2 separate regions of the Homo sapiens genome follow, and region 2 is linked to region 1. A link is a contact called in ENCODE Hi-C or POLR2A ChIA-PET data. All regions are on one chromosome and are shown on one strand. Each heading gives the region's core, a stretch centred on a gene start or an enhancer-like site at or near the end of the contact. The rest is flanking DNA. Distances are from core to core; before and after follow the strand shown.

Region 1 (6,614 bases), core at 553-3,052:
GCTGTCTGTGACTACTGACTAGCTGGAAGGCTAGAGTATTTAAGGAGAGAGTATGTTTGTCTCACAGCATCCCTTATCTAAGCCTGGAATTCCAAGTCTTCCATATTTAGACATCTAGCTTCCTTTTCAGGCTGATCTCCAATGACACCCTTGTGTGTACCTCCTTTCCCTATAATCAGACTCTGAGGCTTTGCCTAGAATGTCCCATCCCCCAACTCCACCTACTGAAATCTACCTTGAAAGTTCACCCCAAATGACGTGAAATTTTTTTTCTATTTATTTATTTAGAGGCAGCGTCTTACTCTATCACCCAGGCTGGAGTGCGGTGGCACAATCTTGGCTCACTGACACCTCTGCCTCTTAGGCTCAAGCAATCCTCCTGCCTCAGTGCGCCCACCAATTAACCCACCAGCAGCTAGGACTACAGGCAGGTGCCACCACGCCCAGATAATTTTTGTGCTATTTGTAGAGACAGGATTTCACCATACTGTCCAGGCTGGTCTCGAACTCTTGGGCTCAAGTAGTCGGCCTGCCTCAGCCTCCCAAAGTGCTGAGATTACAGGTGTGAACCTCCGTGCCCAGCTTTTTAAAAAAATTTTTTATAGAGACAGGGTCTCACTATGTTGGTCTTGAACTCCAGGTACATGTACTGTGGATGTCTGTATCACTGCCTCCTTAACCTCCTACTTCATAGGTTCCTGAGGGCAAAGACATCTATTTCATCTTTCTTCATCACTGGGCCTAACACAATACTTTGCACATAGTAGATGTTCAATAAATATTTGCTGAAGGAATGGATGCCTCATTGAACTGTTATGGGGGTTGGGGGAGGGAGCCAGATCTGATTCAAGACAATTGAGAATCCAACTCAATGTCCACTCAGTGGTCAAGGGCTGAGGGCACTTCATGTGTAGGGAGGAAAGAGGGAAGTACAAAATTATTTCTCTTTCTGCTAGTGCTCCTTCCTCAACCTCTAGAAAGTTTATTCCCAGCTTTTCTTCACCTTTGGTTCATGCTGCATTATTTTATGTGTTAACTGATGCTTTATAAAGAAATTCTTAGGCCAGGTGCGGTGGCTCATGCCTGTAATCCCAGCACTTTGGGAGGCCAGGGCGGGCAGATCACCTGAGGTCAGGAGTTCGAGGCCAGCCTGACCAATATGGTGAAACCGCGTCTCTACTAAAAATACAAAAAATTAGCCGGGCGTGATGGTGGTCACCTGTAATCCCAGCTACTTGGGAGGCTGAGGCAGGAGAATCGCTTGAACCCAGGAGGCAGAGGTTGCAGTGAGCCTAGATCGTGCCATTGCATTCCAACCTGGGCAACAAGAGCAAAACTCCATCTCAAAAAAAAGAAATTCTTTGCTAGTAGTGAGTGTGTGTGTGTGCACACATGCACATATTCTCTCCATTCCTCCTTGCAAGGGTAGCTGTCTGCTGTAACTTTTATATTCCCCAATAGTAGCTGATGCCAGGCACTGAAGGGGCAGCCCCAAGCATTATCCTTTGACCAGCTCTTGGAAGAAAATTACCTAGTTCTAGTCTCAGAAGTGAAGCTCCACCAGCCTCTTGGGCACCAGCCAAAGCTCCCTTTCTGCCCAGCTCCTAGAAACCTTTTCTAAGCTTTGCCTCAAGTTCCCAAATCCGCTCTGGGGTAAGAAGCCTTTGCCTGCTCTCATGCTGCCCTCTTCTGTTCAGAAAGTGCAACATCTCAATTTAAGAGGCCTGGAGGGTGCCAGCCACCCAGGAAGACAAGATCCCTGCCACCAGCAGCCCATCACCATAGCAACCCTCAAAATGGTTACTCAGCCATCTGGGTTACCATAGCAACTGGCCAAGTCGCTCCACCTCAGCCTCTCCCTAGGCCTCTCCCGTGGCTCGTCAGAGCCAACTCCAAATAATCTCCAGTGCTTCCTGGAAGAAATGAGCAGAGGCTGGACCCCTGACAGGCAGCTATCCCAAAGGGGCGTGGAAGGCCTCACCGCACCGGCTTCCCAAGGCACAGTAGAGATAATGGATGTTAAGGCACTCCGTGAACCTTGAAGTGCTACACAGATGTTAGCTGTTATTAAACTACTGTTCCTTGTAATGGGGGAGGCAGTGGGTTGCCCTAGGCAGAGCTAGCACCATTCCAAGCTTGGCCCCTTACTGGCTGGGAGACCTTGAGCAAGTTACCAAACTCTCTGGGCTTCTGCTTCCTCTGCTGTAGCACATCTGCCTCCTAAAGTTGTTTTGAGGATTAGGTCAAATACAGCATGTAAGATGCTGAGCGCCAAGGCTGGCATTCAGAACCTAACAATAGTAGTTATAAAAGGTATTGGCCCCTCTGCTGTCTCCCAGCTTCTTTGTCAGTAAAACTGTTTTTATCTTCACTCTTGAAGGAATCAGGCTAATGTGAGCCCTGCTGAACCATACCCAATCTCTCTTCCTGCTCTGAGGCAGGACAGGGTCTTACCCTGTGTGGATCCTCTGAGGCAGTCTATACTCTTTGGGGAATTGGGAGGTTCCCCAAACTGTGAGGTGTGGCTTTTTTTAATCTATGAAACTTCTCTTCACTTGAAGCCACAGCTCCCCATCCAACACCATCTCAAGGTAGAAACCTCTAAAGGGGCACTAACAGGCAGCCTGGAAAGAGCACAAATCACTGAGGCCGGGAGAGGCCCTTGAGAGTGGTGGCCAATGCTCTCAGTTGAGATCAGAGTCACGTGAAGCAGTTCACCAGCATCAGGGCAGTCCTGGGGCACAGGCCCCTATAACAAAAATGGAACTCATTCCCTTGATGAATTTCTTTTTTTTTGAGACAGGGTTTCACTTTGTCACCCAGGCTACAGTACAGTGGCATGAACATGGCTCACTGCTGCCTCAACCTCCCAGGCTCAAGTGATCCTCTAGCCTCAGTCCCCCAGATAGCTTGTACTACAGGTGTACACCACCATGCCCAGCTAATTTTTGTATTTTTTGTAGAGATGGGGTTTCGCCATGTAACCCAGGCCGATGTTGAACCCCTGAGCTCAAGTGATCCACCCACCTTGGCCTCCTAAAGTTCTGGGGTTAGAGACATGAGCCACTGTGCTATCCTCCCGCCATGATGTTAAGGACCTGAATCCTATTGCAACTCGACTTCAGTCTGTCAAGATTGAATCCTTGAAATTCATTTTTTGGATATTTAGTTTAATTATACTGGCAGAACAGAACCAGATATGCTCTAGCCTAGCTCTGTGTGTTCTGGGGATAGAGCCTGAACCTCAAGCTGGAAGGACCAGAGGATCAGCCAAGCAACGCTAGGAGGGACACACTGCCCCTGGAGCCTGAACATCTGGGTGTTAGAATCCCTCATGAAGAGGCCAGGCGCGGTGGCTCACACCTGTAATCCCAGCACTTTGGGAAGCTGAGGCGGGTGGATCACCTGAGGTCAGGAGTTCAAGACCAGCCTGGCCAACATGGTGAAACTCCGTCTCTACTAAAAATACAAAAATTAGCCGGGCGTGGTGGTGGGCACCTGTAATCCCAGCTACTCAGGAGGCCAAGGCAGGAGAATTACTTGAACCTGGGAGGCAGAGGTTGCAGTGAGCCGAGATCACACCACTGCACTCCAGCGTGGGTGACAGAGCAAGAGTCCGTCTCAAAAAAAAAAAAAAAAAAAGGAATCCCTCATGAAGACTCTGGGCAGTAGGTCAGGTGGCAGTGGTTCCAGTCCTCAGACATGGACTCTGAAGCAGATAAACTGGTATATTTACTACTAGAGGAAAGGTAGTATAATATAATGGTTAAAAAGTGAGGGAAGTAAAGGAGTTTGAAGTTGCAGTGAGCTACAATTGTGCCACTGCACTGCAGCCTGGGCAACAGAGCAAAACTCTGTCTCAAAAACAAAAACGGAGGAAGGTAGAAGTATGTGATTACGGGAACTTTCTGATTTTTTTTTTTTTTTTTGAGATAGAGTCTTGCTCTGTCACCAAGGCTGGAGTGCAGTGGCGCAGTCTCGACTCACTACGACCTCTGCCTCCCGGTTCAAGTGATTCTCCTGCCTCAGCCCTCCGAGTAGCTAGGATTACAGGCATGAGCCACTGCACCCAGCTACCGGAACTTTCTTATACATAACTGGGGAGGGAGAAGTGGGGTTGCAATATATGGGTTTTTTCGTTCACAGTTCCTGGCTCATAACTTCTATAGCCCTTGTCATAGTTTTCTGCTATAATGTTGAGGCACTGTAGACCTCAGAAGCAAGTCAAGTCTTAGAAAACAGAATCTTTCTGCCCTCCTGCCCTCCTTTCACCTGTTTCTTTTTCCTCCCAAAGCAAGACTCAATCTTTCCTGCAATTTTTTTTTTTTTTTTTTGAGACAGGGTCTCACTGTGTCACCCAGGCTGGATGATGATGATCACAGCTGCAGTGGTGCGATCATGGGTCACTGCAGCCTCCATCTCCCTGGCTCAAATGATCCTCCCACCTCAGCCTCCTGAGTGGTTGGGTCCACAGGTATGTGCCACTACGCCTGGATTATTTTTTGATTTTCTCTAGAGACAAGGTCTCACTATGTTGCCCAGGCAGGTCTTGATATCCCAGACTCAAGTGATTCTCCTGCCTTGGCCTCCCAAAGTGTTGGGATTACAGGCATGAGCCATTGCACCCAGCCATTTTTTTTTTTGAGACAGCCATCTCACTCTGTTGCCTACGCTGGAGTGTAGTAGTACAATCATAGCTCACTGCAGCCATGACCTCCTGGGCTCAAGGGATCCTCCTTTCTCAGCCCCCAAGTAGCTAGGACTACAGGCATGCACCACCACACCTAATTTTTTTTTTTGTGGAGATGGTGGTCTCACTATGTTGCTCAGGCTGGTCTTGAACTTCTGGTGTCAAGTGATCCACCTTCCTCGGCCTCCCAAAGTGCTGGGATTATATGTGTGAGCCACCACTCTCAGCCTTCCCCAACATTTCTTTTTTTTTTTTTTTTTTTTTTTGAGACAGAGTCTCACTCTGTCACCAGGCTGGAGTGCAGTGGCGCGATCTCAGCTCACTGCAACCTCCTCCTCCTGGGTTCAAATGATTCTCCTGCCTCAGCCTACTGAGTAGCTGGGACTACAGGCGCGCACCACCATGCCTAGCTAATTTTTTTGTATTTTTAATAGAGACAGGGTTTCACCATGTTGGCCAGGATGGTCTCGATCTGTTGACCTCATGATCCGCCCGCCTCGGCCTCCCAAAGTGCTGGGATTACAGGCGTGAGCCACCGCACCCAGCCGCCTTCCCCCACATTTCTGACTATAATCATGAGACCCCTATTTCAGGAGTCTTGCCCCATACCCTGGGGGAAGGAATACTACATAGAAAATTCAAGCAGAATCTGAACAGCCAGGCTTTGCTGGGTTTCCACACTGTTAGTGTTAGACATACCCTTTTTGCCCAATCACATTTCTGCATGGTTGTCAATCATGCCTACCCAAGGAAGTCTCCATGAAAGGCCTAAGATTCAGGGAGCTTCCAGGATAACAACTCGTGAAGATTCCTGAAGGGTGGCATACAAGGGAGGGCATGGAAGCACCACATTCCTTCTTCCATACCTCGCCCTTGCCCTCTGCATCTCTTCACCTGTATCCTCTGTGTGTTTTGTGGTTTTTGTTTTGTTTGTTTTGAGATCCGGTCTCACTCTGTAGCCCAGGGTAGAGTGCAGTACACAATCTCAGCTCCCTGCAGCCTTGACCTCCCGGGCTCAAGCAATCCTCCCACCTCAGCATCCTGAGTAGCTGGTATTACAGGCGCATACCACCACGCCTGGCTAATTTCTTTTTTTCTTTTTTTTTTTTGAGACAGAGTTTCGCTCTGGTTGCCCAGACTGGAGTGCAATGGCGCGATCTCAGCTCACCGCAACTTCCGCCTCCCAGGTTCAAGCAATTCTCCTGCCTCAGCCTCCCGAGTAGCTGGGATTACAGGCATGCACCACCACGCCCGGCTAATTTTGTATTTTTAGTAGAGACAGGGTTTCTCCGTGTTGAGGCTGGTATCGAACTCCTGACCTCAGGTGATCTGCCCGCCTGGGCCTCCCAAAGTGCTGGGATTACAGGCGTGAGCCACCATGCGCGGCCCGATTTCTTTCTTTTTTCTTTTCTTTTTTTTTTTTTGGAGACAAAATTTCACTCTTGTTGCCCAGGCTGAAGTGCAATGGCGTGAGCTCAGTTCACCACAACCTCCACCTCCCGCGTTCAAGCGATTCTCCTGCCTGGCTAATTTTGCTTTATTTTTTGTGGAGACGGGGTCTCACTATATTATCCAGGCTGGTCTCGAACTCCTGGCTTCAAGCGAGCCTCCCACCTTGGCCTCTCAAAATGCTGGGATTACAGGTATGAGTCACTGCACCCAGCCAGCACCCCATTATAGCCAGTCAGTCAGAAGCACAGGTAAAAAAAATCTGAGTCTTGTGATTGGCATTAGAAGTGGAGTGGGGTGGGGCTGGGCACCGTGGCTCACGCCTGTAATCCCAGCACTTTGGGAGGCCGAGGCGGTGGATCACCTGAGGTCAGGAGTTCGAGACCAGCCTGGCCAACGCGGTGAAACCCCATTTCTACTACAAATACAAAAATTAGCCAGGTGTGGTGGCGCACGCCTGTAATCCCAGCTACTC
Region 2 (6,816 bases), core at 3,175-5,674, 140 kb after region 1:
CACCTGGCCTGTTTCCTTTGCTGTGCAGCTCAAAGTCTTTCTCTCCCCATTATTTACTATAACATTTGCTCTCCATTTTCGTTTTTTTTTTTTGAGACGTTTTTTGAGTCTTTTTTTTTGAGACGTTTTTTGAGTCTCGCTCTGTCACCCAGGATGGAGTGCAGTGAGTGGCGCGATCTTGGCTCACTGCAACCTCCACCTCCCAGGTTCAAGCAATTCTCCTGCCTCAGCCTCCCAAGTACCTGGGATTATAGGAGCGCACCACCACGCTCGGCTAATTTTTGTATTTTTAGTAGACACAGGGTTTCACCATGTTGGCCAGGCTCTTCATGAACTCCTGATCTCAAGGGATCCACCCGCCTCGGCCCCGCAAAGTGCTGGGATCACAGGTGTGCGCCACCATGCCTGGCCTGCTCCTCATTTTTCACTCTAGCAAAGAAAGAGGTTGGGCAAGGAGCCAACTGTTTTGGTTGCATATCCTCTAAAACAATTCTGAAAAATTGTGTACTCCCTTGCATATTTTTAAGTTGACATTTAAATTTTTCAACCTTAAGATTAAATATTACAAAGAATAGAATTTCCAGCATATTGTAAACATCAACATTTTAAAATAAGTAAGTATTACATAACTCTTTTGAATTCATTAAATGGAATCTAAACAGTATAAGGTGGTCTAGAATGAGCGCTCTGACCAACAAGGACACCATATCAGAAAGTGCTTGAGAGGCTGGGTGTGGTGGCTCACGCCTGCAATCCCAGCACTTTGGGAGACCAAGGTGGGTGGGTCGCTTGGGCCCAGGAGTTCAAGACCAGCCTGGGCAACATGGCTCCACCCGAGAACCCAGGAGGCAGAGGTTGCAGTGAGTCGTGATTGCGACACTGCACTCCAGCCTGGGTGACAGAGTGAGACCTCATTTCAAAAAACAAAAGGAAGTGCTTGACCAAACTAAACATACCCTTTTTTTAACGTATTTGACTGTCAATGAAATAGCAGTAGAGACACAGAAAGAAAAGGTAGTAAGCAGAAGCCATGAGATAGTTGCATCTAGACAAAAGAAGAGATCAAGAGGAATTTAGAAGGAAAATAGAGAGAGAAGCTACAAGTAGATGCAAGAGGTAAAAGTAGGGGCAAGGACAGAGATGAACTATGTCAGGACACTGAAGCAGTGGTTTTGGCAGGGAGTAATGGATAAGCACCTATGGGTTGGGGTGGGGAATGATGATGGCAATTGCTATTCAGACACTAGAGCTGTTACTGTATCCTGATTGGCAAGGATCCACCATTGAGTTCCACACAACTTAGTTGTTCAGCCAGAGATGGTAGTCACGTTGCGTCTTCCTCAATGCCTCTGTGGTCACATTGCCTCTTCCTCCTCTGTCTGTATCAAATCTCCCTCTGCCTCCCTCATAAAGATACTGTGATTGTATTTAAGACTCACTCGGATAATTCAGGATAAACACTCCATCTCAAGATCCTTAATTAAATTACATCTTTTGCCACAGAAGTTAATATTCTTATACTAACTGGTGTGCTACAATAAAGTTCTAGCAGTAACCACTTGAAGTTAGCATAGAACCCACAAATTACAGGTCATGGTCCCCAGTAAGACTGCCCTCATTTCGGATGCCAGCCACACATTAGGCATCCCTAGGCCACCCACATTTCTGACCAACTGGCTACAAATCTGGGGGTTCCCATATCCACTCAGGTTTGATAATTCACTAGAATGACTCACAGAACTCAGGAAAGTGATATACTTACAATCACAGTTTTATTATAAAGAATACAAGTCAGGACCAGCCAAATGAGGAGACAGGGTAAGGTCTGGGAGAGTCTCAAGAGCAGAACTTTGAGAATTGCCTTCTCCCTGTGGAATCAGGGCATATCAGCCTGGTGACACATTGATCTGTTTACCAGCCAGGAAATTCCACCAAACCTTATTGTCCAAAGCTTTTTTTTTTTTTTTTTTTTTGAGACAGAGTCTTGCTCTGTCACCAGGCTGGAGTGCAGTGGCGCAATCTTGGCTCACTGCAACCTCCACCTCCTGGGTTCAAGCGATTCCCCTGCCTCAGCCTCCTGAGTAGCTGGGACTACAGGCGCTTGCCACCACGCCCGGCTAATTTTTTTTTTTTTGTATTTTAGTAGAGATGGGGTTTTACCATGTTGGCCAAGATGGTCTCAATCTCCTGACCTTGTGATCCACCCCCTCGGCCTCCCAAAGTGCTGGAGTTACAGGCGTGAGCCACCATGCCTGGCCTGTCCAGCGTTTTTATTGGGACTTCATTATGGAAGCATGATTGATTGAATCATTGGCCATTGGCTGGGTATCAGTCACTGGTTGAACTCAATGTACTATACCCCCTTCCTTCCCCAGAAGTCAGTGGTGTGAAGTGGCATCTCATTGTGGTTTTGATTTGCATTTCTCTAATAACCAATGATGAATAATGTTGAACATCTTTTTATGTGCTTATTGGCCATTGGCATATTTTCTTTGTACAAATATCTGTTCAAATTCTTTGCCTTTTTTTTTTTTTTTTTTTTTGAGACAGAGTCTTGCTTTGTTGCCCAGGCTGGAGTGCAATGGTGCAATCTCGGCTCACTGCAACCTCTGCCTCCTGGGTTCAAGCGATTCTCCCACCTCAGCCTCCCGAATAGCTGGGATTACAGGTGCCAGGCACTAAGCCTGGCTAATTTTTGTATTTTTAGTAGAGATTTTTGTATTTCAGTAGAGGTCTTGCCATGTTGGTCAGGTTCATCTTGAACTCCTGACCTCAGGTGATCCCCCCAGCTTGGGCTCCCAAAGTGCTGGGATTACAGGTATAAGCCACCGCCTGGAACTTAGACTTCCTTTAAACTTAGTCTCTGGATGTGTTTTAAGTTTCCCAATCAGATACAGGCCTAAGGGGCTTGATCTGGAACTGAGTTAAAGTGGGGGATAAAATGAAGTTGCATGGGAGGATTCAGTAAGTCACAGCTCTGGTACCAAAAGCTCTGGCAGTGGCTTCTTGTTGCCCAGATCCTGGCTAAGTTAATGTGTTCCTGGAGCCAACAGTTGGAACAATAGCTTACTAATTTCCCAGTTTTCCGATGTGGCAGAGGCAACAGTTTTCTTGGTGAGAACTTATGCCTATCTTAAACCAACCTTCATTCAATAACCCCGACTAAGTATAGATTATTAAAATGTGTAAAACTTGTTTGCAGTAGGCTTTGTGAGATACACTGGCACTAATCCAAAGTTAATGTCCCTTACAGGGGTCGTCTTGACGGTTATGGGTGTAGGGACACGACATGTATGCTGGGTCCATAGCACTCTAACCCTCTTTCTTTCTTTCTTTCTTTTTTTTTTTTTTTGAGATGGAGTCTCGCTCTGTCACCCAGGCTGGAGTGCGGTGTGGCGCGATCTCGGCTCACTGCAAGCTCCGCCTCCCGGGTTCACGCCATTCTCCTGCCTCAGCCTCCGGAGTAGCTGGGACTTCAGGAGCCCGCCACCACGCCTGGCTAATTTTTTTGTATTTTCAGTAGAGACGGGGTTTCACTGTGTTAGCCAGGATGGTCTCGATCTCCTGACCTCGTGATCCACCCGCCTCGGCCTCCCAAAGTGTTGGGATTACAGGCGTGAGCCACGGCGCCCGGCCACCCTCTTTCGTTCATTTAGGGAATTTCATCAGGCGATGAGTCAGAGATACAGGGCTTACCATCCCCTACAGAAGCTGAAAGTACTAGGTACACTTTTTCCACCTGTCTTGCAGCTAGAGCACTGGCATGTGGACTGGGCTCTGCCAGTCAGCCACATCTGCCTCAAAGCTTGCTGGAAAAGTTGGCTTCAGGAGGATCGCTTCCTGGAAAAGCAGTGACTGTGGGGTAGTGATCAGTCCAGTATCTGATGGTCACGGTATCATTGGCACAAGCGGCATATCTGGAGCTCTTCAATCATGGCAGTGGTGTCTTGTCATCAGACCAGTTCTGCAATGTGGTTTTGGCTCTTTCTCATTATGTAGCTCAGAATGTGGTTCTTCAGCCCACCCATTTATTTTATAAGCTACATAATATCCTTTTTTTGTTGTTTTTTTTGAGATAGGGTCTTGCTCTGATGTTAGGATTATACTGCATACAACTTCAAGCACATTCACATCGAAAATTACCTCTAGTTACTGCATCCAGCTCTGAGTACAGAATCTCTAGGGGATGTCCAATATTTCCAATCAGCTCCAGATCTTAAAACCCATGGCTAAAATGATATATTTACTAGCAACATACTCTTAGTCCATTTTGTGTTGCTATAACAGAACACCACTGACTGGGTAGTTTCAAAGAAAAGAAATGTATTTTTCACAGTTCTGGAGGCAGATAAGTCCAATATCAAGGTGCTGGTGTGTGTTGAAGGCCTTCTTGCTGAGTCATTCATGGTGGAATGTGGAAGGGCAAGAGAGTCTGGGACAATAAGAAAATTGAACTCAAAACCTCAAGTCTTTTCATGACCCCAGTCCGTGAGCTACCGCTGAGGACTCAGCAACTTTCCCTTTGAGCCCCCTTGCTTCCTCATGCTCCATACCCCACCTTTGCCCACTTCCCCCCACTTCTTCCACTGCTACCTCTGTAGGCAGTTTCTGCTGAGGAAAAGGAATTGTATAGTATGTTTGCTATTCTGAACTTCTACTCTTTTGACCTCTTTGCTGGATGCAACTAAGGGCGATAACCTGCTTCCTGCTGACACTGAGGATTATATCCATATAAGAATTTAATAAAGAAATGGCAGGAAGACCATTACTACTGTCCAAGGAATTGCTGATGACTACCATAAAAAGAAACTATGACAGGCACAGTGGCTCATGCCTGTAATCCCAGCACTTTGGGAGGCCTAGGTGGGCAGATCACATGAGGTCAGGAGTTCAAGACCAGCCTGGCCAACATGCTGAAACCCCATCTTTACTAAAAATACAAAAACTGGCTGGTTGTGGTGGTTCATGCCTGTAGTCCTAGCTACTTGGGAGGCTGAGGCAGGAGAATCGCTTGAACCTGGGAGACGGAAGTTGCAGTGAGCTGAGATATCATGTCACTGCACTCCAGCCTGGGTGACAGAGCGAGACTCTGTCTCAAAAAAAAAAAAAAAAAAAAAAGAAACTAGTGAAGGCATTCAAGAAGAAATTTGCCTGGTACTGCAATAGAGCATCCAGAATATGGAGAACTAATTAAGCTACAGACTGACCCGTGCAAGAACCTATGCCAGTTCCTTGCAGAGATCGCACTGGCCAAGGACAATCAGCTGAAGGTTCATGGGTTCTAAGTGTCTGTGGCTCACTGAAGCTTAAGTGAGGATTTTCTTGCAATGAGTAGAATTTCCCTTCTGTCTTTGTCACAGGTTTAAAAACCTCACAATGTGTATGAAGTAACTATTTGGGGTCTGCTCTTAGCTTGGACTAGTGTAACTCCTTCATGTAATAAACTGAAAAGAGCCACACAGACAAAAAAAAAGTCCCTTCATAACTGGCATTAATCCATTCATGAGGGTGGAGCGTTCATGACATAAACATCTTCTATTAGGTCCCATTTTCCAAAACTATTGCACTAGAGATTAAGTTTTCTTTTCTTTCTTTTTTTTTTTTTTTCTGAGACGGAGTCTCACTCTGTCGCCCAGGCTGGAGTGCAGTGGCGCAATCTTGGCTCACTGTAAGCTCCACCTCCCGGGTTCATGCCATTCTCCTGCCTCAGCCTCCCGAATAGCTGGGACTACAGGAGCCCACCACCACACCCGGCTAATTTTTTGTATTTTTAGTAGAGACGGGGTTTCACCGTGTTAGCCAGGATGGTCTCAATCTCCTGACCTTGTGATCTGCCTGCGTCGGCCTCACAAAGTGCTGGGATTACAGGCATGAGCCACCGCACCCAGGCCTGAGATTAAGTTTTCAACACATGTTCTTTGGGGAACATATTTAAACAATAGCACGTATCATATGTACAACCGTAGAGGAAGAAGAGGATAATCTTTTCATGGGCTTAATATGTCCCTCCAAAATTTGTGTGTTGAAATCCTAACCCTTAGTGTCTCAGAATGTGACTACATTTGAACGTATGGCATTTAAGGGGGTAATTAAGGCAAAGTGAGTTCATTAGGGTGGGCCATAGCTCAATATGATTGGTGTCTTTTTTTTTTCTTTTTTTTTTTTTCTGAGACTGAGTCTAGCTTTGTCACCCAGGCTGGAGTGCAGTGGCATGATATTTTGGCTCACTGAAACCTCTGCCTCCTGGGATCAAATGATTCTCCTGCCTCAGCCTCCCGAGTAGCTGGGATTACAGGCACCTGCCACCACACCCAGCTAATTTTTGTATTTTTAGTAGAGACTGGGTTTCACTCTGCTGGTCAGGCTGGTCTCAAACCCCTGACTTCAGGTGATCCGCCTGCCTCGGCCTCCCAAAGTGCTGGGATTACAAGCATGAGCCAATGTGCACAGACTTGACTGGTGTCTTTATAAGAAGAGAACCAGGCCAGGCTCAGTGGCTGAAGCTTGTAATTCCAGCACTTTGGGAGGCTGAGGCAGGCATATCACCTGAGGTCAGGAGTTTGAGACCAGCCTGCTCAACATGGCGAAACCCCATCTCTACTAAAAATACAAAAGTTAGATGGGCCTGGTGGCGGGTGCCTGTAATTCCAGCTATTCAGGAGGCTGAGGCACAAGAATCTCTTGAACCCGTGAGGTGGAGGTTGCAGGGAGCTGAGATTGCGCCATTGCACTCCACCTCTGGGCGACAGAGCAAGACTCCATTTTGGGGAAAAAAAAAAAAAAAGCAAGCTGTACCTAGCCTGGGTGACATGGCGA

The links. Hi-C counts contacts between places; a loop is a spot of excess contacts on that map. ChIA-PET counts read pairs that join two places held with the same protein, here RNA polymerase II (POLR2A). Pooled maps may share reads with other maps.
Region 2: a loop to region 1 is called in a map of PC-9, with 6 times the contacts of the local background. The contact joins two enhancer-like sites. A Hi-C loop is called at or near these places in 2 of 168 maps with a recorded cell type or tissue (HCT116 and PC-9) and 4 of 50 pooled maps. POLR2A ChIA-PET finds 5 or more read pairs at or near these places in 8 of 52 experiments (AG04449, BJ, GM12878 and 5 more).

What each region holds. Positions count from the first base shown.
Region 1 is chr1:39,093,904-39,100,517 of GRCh38, reverse strand. It overlaps a transcript of MACF1 not described here. Among named protein-coding and RNA genes, the nearest start is that of NDUFS5, 71 kb to the right of the region's middle. RefSeq lists an enhancer at 1,738-1,827. Within about 2 kb of position 1,802, at least 3 of the 41 ENCODE cell types and tissues checked have a DNase peak (open chromatin) inside an H3K27ac peak, as active enhancers do.
Region 2 is chr1:38,956,744-38,963,559 of GRCh38, reverse strand. It overlaps the pseudogene EIF1P2. Among named protein-coding and RNA genes, the nearest start is that of RHBDL2, 18 kb to the right of the region's middle. Within about 2 kb of position 4,424, at least 4 of the 41 ENCODE cell types and tissues checked have a DNase peak (open chromatin) inside an H3K27ac peak, as active enhancers do.